Linked DNA regions of Homo sapiens: region 2 is linked to region 1. A link is an interaction called in ENCODE POLR2A ChIA-PET data of the cell type or tissue named here. Cell type or tissue: Caco-2. All regions are shown on one strand.

The links. Peaks named below come from ENCODE experiments on the same cell type or tissue, not always from the same donor. Only the 100,000 strongest peaks of a DNase experiment are listed, where the experiment ranks them.
Region 2: POLR2A ChIA-PET joins it to region 1 with 5 read pairs; 3 of 35 experiments call an interaction of 5 or more read pairs at or near these places.

What each region holds. Positions count from the first base shown.
Region 1 is chr13:97,126,187-97,130,186 of GRCh38, forward strand. No RefSeq gene overlaps it. Among named protein-coding and RNA genes, the nearest start is that of LINC00456, 51 kb to the right of the region's middle. In Caco-2, no CTCF peak of the experiment used is centred here; a DNase peak (open chromatin) is centred at 1,825.
Region 2 is chr13:97,274,864-97,278,863 of GRCh38, forward strand. MBNL2 (muscleblind like splicing regulator 2) reads left to right here. Exons shown (of 9, transcript NM_001382683.1): 2 at 769-1,546. The coding sequence starts at 1,373. The region is part of intron 3 of LOC101927385 (a long non-coding RNA gene); the gene reads right to left. Among named protein-coding and RNA genes, the nearest start is that of MBNL2, 55 kb to the left of the region's middle. In Caco-2, no CTCF peak of the experiment used is centred here; no DNase peak of the experiment used is centred here.

The DNA.
Region 1 (4,000 bases):
TCTGCGGAAAAGCAAGTGTAGTGACTAACTCATCCTCTGTTCCCAGTTTTAACTGAAGGTCCTGTGTTCAAATGGGATCAGCTGGCCACACTACCTGGTCTGGCTCTTTGCCCATTTCTGGCCTCAGGCGCTGAGGGTGTGGACATTAGCACGGGTCCTATGGGCTTGGGGTTCCATCCAGGCCTTCCTGTTCTAACAAGAAATCTGGAAGACTGCACACCCTGGAGGCAGGAGGCAGGCCTGGGGTACAACAAGATCTGCTGTGGTCGTGGAGAAGAGGACAGCACTCCCTTTCCTCGTGGAAGTATGGACAGGTGTGAAGGAGTTCCCTGTGCCGAAGCAGACAGGGGCCCTACAAGTGAGAGGTTGCTATTTCTATTACATGGCAGTAAGAATGAAACCAAGAGTCATTGTGTATGTGGGGGAAGAACACAAGGTTGGGAGCCAAACTGGGTTTATATATTAGTCATGCCACTCATTTATTGTTTCTGGGATGAATTATTTAGTCACTGTCAGCCTCAGTTTCCTTGTCATTAAAATAGAAATCATAAGTACTATACTCAAACCTCAAGACAGTATTTTCTGTATTAAAAGGCCATCAAATTCTGATTTGCTTCTCCTAGACTTCAGAATAAGGGAGTAACCTTGGCTTTTGGACCAGGCTTGCTTAGTCTCTGGTCCCTCTTCTTCCCTCCTCCTGCCCCATCCTGCCGTCTCTTGCAAATCTAATGTGCTTTGGCACTCAGGCAGTTGTTACTCTGTGTGCTCATTAAAGCAAAACAGCTGCTATAACAATCAACCCCCAAACTTCAGTGGCTTATTGTAATAGAAGTTCTCTCAGAAGTCTGGTGCAAGTGGGGAATGGGGTGCTCAGCTCCACTTGGACATTCAGGGACCCAGGAACTCCATCGTCCTCAGCACATGGCCTCTAAGGGTGAAGAAGGTACATCCACTTGTCTTGGAAGGGACACATATCACTAGAGTTCATTGACAAAAAAGGTAAACTCTGTAAAATGTTGGAAGAGATTTATTCTGGGCCAAATGTGAGTGACTGTGGCCTTTTACACAGGCTCAGGAGGTCCTGAGAATATGTGCCCAAGGTAATTGGGTTACAGCTCAGTTTTATACATTTTTAAGGAGACTGAAGTTATAGGCACAGACATAAATTATTAATGGAAGGTATACATTGGTTTGGTCCAGAAAGGCAGGATCTCTGGGTGAAGGAGGGGGGTGCCTCACAGGTCATAAGTGGATTCAAAGATTTTCTAATTGGCAATTGGTTGAAAAAGTTAAGCTTTTCCTAAAGAATTGAAGTCGGGAGAAAGAAATGTCTGAGGTAAGATAAGGGCGGTTGTGGAAGCCAGAGTTCTTGTTGTATAGATGAAGCTCCCAGGTAGCAGACTTCAGAGAGGATAGATGGTAAATGTCTCTTACAGGATCTTAAAAGGTGTGAGACTCTTAGTTAAATCTCTCTTGGATCCTGGAAAGGGAAGGGGATGCTCTGCAGAATGCAAATTTCCCCCACAATTTGCATGGCCATTTCAAAATAGGTCAAATAAATATATTTTGCAGTAAAGTACTTTGATTTCCTTCAGGGTTTGTTATCTGTCTTGTGATACCATACCAGAGTCAGGTTGGAATTTTGTATCTTACTGCCACAAAGAGTCTGTGTTGTCAGTCTTAGGATCTGTTTTACTGTTAACCCTGGTTAGTTGTGCCTGAATTCCAGAGGGAGGGGGTACAATGAGGCATGCCTGACCCCCACCCCCAACTCTTCTGTCATGGCCTGATCTAGATTTTCAGGTTTCTGTAGGATCCTATTGGCCAAGGGAGTAGGGGTAGGGATGTCCATTCAGCTGGTTGTGGGCCTTAGAATTCTACTTTCGGTTTACAAGTTCATACTCAGTTGCAAAAACTAGTCACATGCCCCCACCTGGAGGCAAGAGGGTCTAGTTGTGCAACCACTTCCCAGCCACCATTCTAACTAGGAATTGTCCTTTCATGTCCTAAGTTTTTCAGACTTCTAGATTGTGTGGGGCACTGTGCTGGGCATTCAGAATAAAATACATGATTAAGACACAGTCCTTGAAACTGTCCCCACAGGGTTGACAAGAATTGCATGCTTGGTTCTGGACAGAAAAATAGTTACAATTAATCAGGCTGCAATCTGGTCCACTTCCTTGTTGCTAAAAGTCACATGGCACTGGATACTATTTGCATACCGTTGTTCCTCTAGATAGGATTTCTGACATTAGAGTCCTAAGATTGCTTAAGAATTGAGTTGCATTCGTATTATTCCTATAGACAGGATCTCTGAGATTAGAATCATATAAGGCTTTTGTTTAAGGGTCAGTCATTTAAGATGTTTTCCAGACCCTGAATTCCAGCAACCAGTTTGAGGACCCTCACAAAGAAATGGGATCAGCATGAGAACACAGCTTCTTCCCCTCCCTGTCCCATGACTTCGCCCTGGACTCTTCGACTAATCAACCGTCTCCACACTTCAGCCCACTCCAACCCCTAAAAACGCTAGCCCCAAATTCCTCAGAGAGATGGATTTGAGGTTCCCTCCCTTCTCCTTGGTCAATGACCCTAAAATTAAGCCTTTTTCTCTGCTGCAACTTGGTGTCTTTGCATATTGACTTGCTGTGTGCACCAGGCAATGAACCCATTATGGTTACACCCATACCTCCAAGGAACTTGCCTTACATATTGGTAAACTATACTCCTCTTCCCTGGCTTGCAGCAATAAGATTCAGCCTTTTGGCATGTCTTTTGATATATAGGATAATGAATACAGAGTACAGGGGAAAAGAAAATCAGCTAGTAACCAAATTCAAAGCTGGGAGGGATCTTGGAGGTCATCTGTACAAAAAAAAAAAAATTGTCAATGGATAAGAAACATGAGACCAAGAGAATTTAAATGACTTGCCCAAATTCTTCTAGTTGATTAGTCCAAGAATCAGGTTAAAATCCTGCTCCTTTCATCTTCCAGTCTTTAACACTTCCTAATATGTCAGAATCTTTCTGACGACTGTGTAACATGTAAGAGTTTATGAGTTCAGTCCTGTTTTAGTATGTGTTTAGGCAAAAGGGGCTAATGGTGAGTCCCAATGTGGTGGCTTTTGTAGATAACATAGTCAACATTCACCATCATACCTGCAGAACATGCGGACATCATTGCCTCATTGGGAAATTATGTTGCCTCTTTGGAGTATGATCTTTGCCTCTTCTTTTAATTCTCCCTGCATTCAATAACACCTCAGCTCATGTGCCAAAAACCTGTCCAGTTCACCTCAGGTAATACTACCTGTCAGGTTTCATCTGTCCCATTTGAAGCCTAATGAGCCTCAAAAGTTTGAATAATGTTTTGTTTTCAACACACAGTGCTGTCTACCATGTACCCAAAGCGAATGGCCATATGTATAAATTGGTTTAGCTTATTTCTAAAAGCATAAATCCCAGAGGGCATAAGTGTATGGGTTCAAATGGCCAAGTCAGTATGATCTATCAGCTCTGGTTAGATTGGCATAATCAGCTTTGACATAGAGATATAAGGGGCACTTGGGGACTTTTAAGAGTGAGTGGTAATCCTGACCTTTGAGTCCCTGGTCAAGTGGCATATCCAGTATGTAAGGGAGTCATTTTTCTTAATGGAGATTTCCTTTCATGGAGATGCTCCTGACCAGAAAACTTTTACTTCCAGGAGCTCTCAGACTGGAGTATACTTCTCAGAGACACACTGACCTATGAGCCTGAAAGTCAGGCTATTCCTGAGGATTCCAAATCTCCTTTCTGGAAAAGTAGGAGTAGTGGATATATTTAAGTGAAGTGAGAAAAAAGAGTTTACCAATGTAAATATAAGCTTCTTGAGCGTAAGGCCATGTCTTCCTAATGTCCTAGTCTAGAGCTGTTGAGTGAATTCCACTTCTATTCCTAATGAGTCTGGCAATTGAGACCCTGGAGAAGCTTGGTAAATGGTTCTGAGACTAAGAAGAAA
Region 2 (4,000 bases), 150 kb after region 1:
GAGCGTTTTTAGATTATGACTCAGTTAAAAACTAAACTGAACTCAACTAAAACTAATTTACATTCCTGCACTTAGTCATCAGTTAAATTGGTCAATAAATATTTCTTGAGGGTCTAATATACGCCGTAGACTAAGGCACTGGGAATACAGAAATGAAAACTACAAAGAATAGTCTTTGCCCTGTGAATGTTGCAGTGTAAATAGGAAGATAAACATTAGGTAAGTCATGGTGGAGAGGAAGTATTAAGATACCTGAGAAAAAATATCAAGAGGATCCTACCTACCCATCTCCAAGTCCACATCTCTGTAAACTAGGAAGAACATAAAGAAGAAAGAGCCCACACTTCATTCAAAATGACAATATCTTTATTACATAGGAGGGACACATCCCAAATAATTGTTTATAGCATTCCCAACAATAAAATCAATGGCCTAAATGTGAAATTAATTGGAAGCCACAGTCCTAATACACTGTTTTGGCGATTAAGCACATTAGATGGGATTGTTTCAGAAGGCCTAATTATTGTGTCTGCCACACTCATCTGTTTGAGTCATTCCTAACTTTTGGACTGCTGCCTAGACAATTCTGCAATACGGTTTCCGTTGCATATTCTTTTTTTTATTTAATGCATAACTTTTCTCACTATACTCAAAGCTCAAAGCTCTAAACTGTGCTTTTGCAAATTCTAGATAAGAGTTCAATAGTTCGTTGAAGTGGTGATTCCATTGAGTTTGTGTAAAGGTTAATATTTCATTTCTGTTTTGCAGGTTTATCATTTAAAAGTGCCTGTGTGAAGTCACTTTTGCTGGAAAACTGCAGCTTGGGAGCTTTCTTTGTATTCACATCCCACTCTTCTGTCAAGTACACTTTACCCTGACCTTATGAGTGGATGAAGATACCTCAGTTGTCTGACTTTGCCAATTGCTTAATTTCAGAATTTAAAAAGGGGAAAGAAAAACATCCTGCTAAAATATGAACATCTGAGTGTCTTATTTTCCAACATCGTCAATAGCTGTGAGCGTCAGCATTAAATATTCTCCCAAGGAGTGCCATGATATTGAAGTCACTTTATTAATAACAGCTGTATCTGCAAAACAGTCAAGAGACTCGGACGTTGAAAGCCAGAGATGACACTGAGCATGCTTTTATTGCGGCCTACCATCTTTAAGTGGGACATATTGATTGATGAGTGATTGCCTGTCCATACACTCTCTCATCATCCTGTTCCTTGGATTGGACTTCACTAAGCAATTTATCACTCACCTTCAGACTTACATGTGGGAGTTTTCACAACAGTAGTTTTGGAATCATTAGAACTTGGATTGATTTCATCATTTAACAGAAACAAACAGCCCAAATTACTTTATCACCATGGCTTTGAACGTTGCCCCAGTCAGAGATACAAAATGGCTGACATTAGAAGTCTGCAGACAGTTTCAAAGAGGAACATGCTCACGCTCTGATGAAGAATGCAAATTTGCTCATCCCCCCAAAAGTTGTCAGGTTGAAAATGGAAGAGTAATTGCCTGCTTTGATTCCCTAAAGGTAAGAGAATGCGTTTTATGTGTCATTTCAATACCACATTGGAATTGCAAACAGAAGGCTTTTCATTGCATTTTTACAGAAGTTTAAAAATTGCTTTTAGATTCTATTTTCTTGTTTGTGGTGACTGTTGGGAGATTTTTCACTCAAATTTTTTCATATCAGGCATATATAAATTTTTTACATACCCATGTTTAAATTAAAAATACATGATGATGTATTTCTGGTCTGGCATGACATTCATGTACCCAAGAGTTTTAAATCAAAGTCTGGCTTGTGACAACTGAAGATAAATATTTTATCAACATTTGATCTTCTGGAGGTTATATAAAGGTGAAGAAATTGAATGTGTCACTTTTAAGTGCCAGTTATTCTGGCTTAGCTCTTGAAGAGTTTTCTATTCTTATGGCTTTTTTTTTTTTCCTTTGACCGAGTACTTCCTAAAACGCTTTTCTGAAAATGTGTCATGGCTAACAGAAATTATTAAGTACACGCTCAATACTCAATACTTGAGAATCTACTTCATGTGAGTTATATGACAAAAGAAACTAAAGTGATTCAGATGGCACCTTTGATGAGCTTACTGTCTGGCAGGGACAATTCAGCATATCAGCAAGTATCTACAATGCAAGAAGGGGACACATGCCTTGTGGGAGGAACAGACAGCAAAAACATTTCTATGGAGTCCATAGAAGAAAGCTGGTTTCCAACAGACTGTTTCAAGAAATGTTTTTGGAGATTCAAGGCATCTGAGTCATATACTGAGTTGGGTGGAGTTAGGAGGATGGAGAGAATTTAATGAAAGATCTAGAAGTGGCATGAGTTAACCGCTAATGCTGGGGGGTGTATTCAGCCCTAACATTATGAATCTGAGATTGTCTAGGGCGTTCCTACAGGCATAATAATATTGTTTTCAGGAGCAATAAGTAAGGCACATAGGTTAAAAGAGCTCAGTGTTTACATCTCTGCAAGACTTCAGCAAGGTTACCAAACAGTTAAGAAAATTGTTTATCAATGCTCTTGACATATGACTTGAGAAATTATAGAGCTGTTAGTTTACAAAATAGTGACCCTAGCCTATTCTTGGGTGTTAAAGAGACTGAGTTGTCCTTTGGGATAATTTTGTCTTAAGTAAAAAATTATGTCTCATAAGACATAAGTCAAAATTTATAATTTTGTAAGACTTCAAACTTATATTTAAGTTTTAATATATCTTAAAGGGAAATTTTGTCAATACACTCAAAGCAGGAAAATGTATTTCTGACCCAACAAAAGTCTTTTAAGGGTAAAATTTTGACAAATTAGATCTGTAATCTACATCAATACCTACTCCTATTTTATTCCTTTTTATCATAAAAGGTTTATTAGACTAGACTTTAAAATGATGAATTGTTTTGCCTAAAATGGAAATGAATAGATGGATAAATCACAATTCATATAAACTATAACAGTACAAGCATGGTTATATGTTAGTATTTATTTTGCCTTAGTCAAAAAAGTAAAACAAGTCTGTATTTGCCTCTACGATTATCAGCAATAGAAACATTCACTATGAAAAAGCAGTGTAGGCCGGGCATGGTGGCTCACACCTGTAATCCCAGCACTCTGGGAGGCTGAAGTGGGCGGATCACGAGATCAGGGGTTTGAGACCAGCCTGGCCAGCATGGTGAAACCCTATCTCTATTAAAAATACAAAAAATTAGCAGGGCATGGTGGTGCATGCCTGTAATCCAGCTACTTGAGAGGCTGAGGCAGGAGAATCACTTGAACCCAGGAGGCAGAGGTTGCAGTGAGCCAAGATTGCCCCACTGCACTCCAGCCTGGGTGATAGAGTGAGACTGTCTCAAAAAAAAAAAAAAAAAAAAAAAAAAGCAGTGTAGATTTAAAACTAGATCATAAAAGCTTCAAGATATGAAAACAGGTCAGTGATGATAAATTAATTTTTCAGGTCATCCCCAATTTTTCCATCTTATTAATCCAAACCTTCTCCAATTGGGTATTTAATATTAAACATCACAATTTTTGCCAGATTTTTAAAAACCTTATATTCTTTAATGTAATTCGAGAAATATGGGGAAAATAATTCCTGACTTATTAAGGCCAAGTATTTTGTGACTATCAACTGGGCAACAACGCCTAGATCCTTGTTATTCATCACATCACTTTGGATTCAAGTAATCCAGCCCCCAGAATAAAGGGTCATGAATCATTTGTTCAGCATAAAAACATAAGCCAAGTTGTGAGAATGTTGAACAGCATTCAAGTAAAAAAGGGCTTTAAAAATCATTTTCAGAAGTGCCTGCTGGAGCCTTTTTGAGGTGTTGAAGCATAGTTACATAGTGCCTCAAGTTATCAGTTCCCTTTCAGAATTGCAAAATTTCAGGTTATTTAATTTGAGTGCAACATTACACATTTTTAAAACTGTCCAACTGAAAAGAATGTGAAAACGGCCCACAG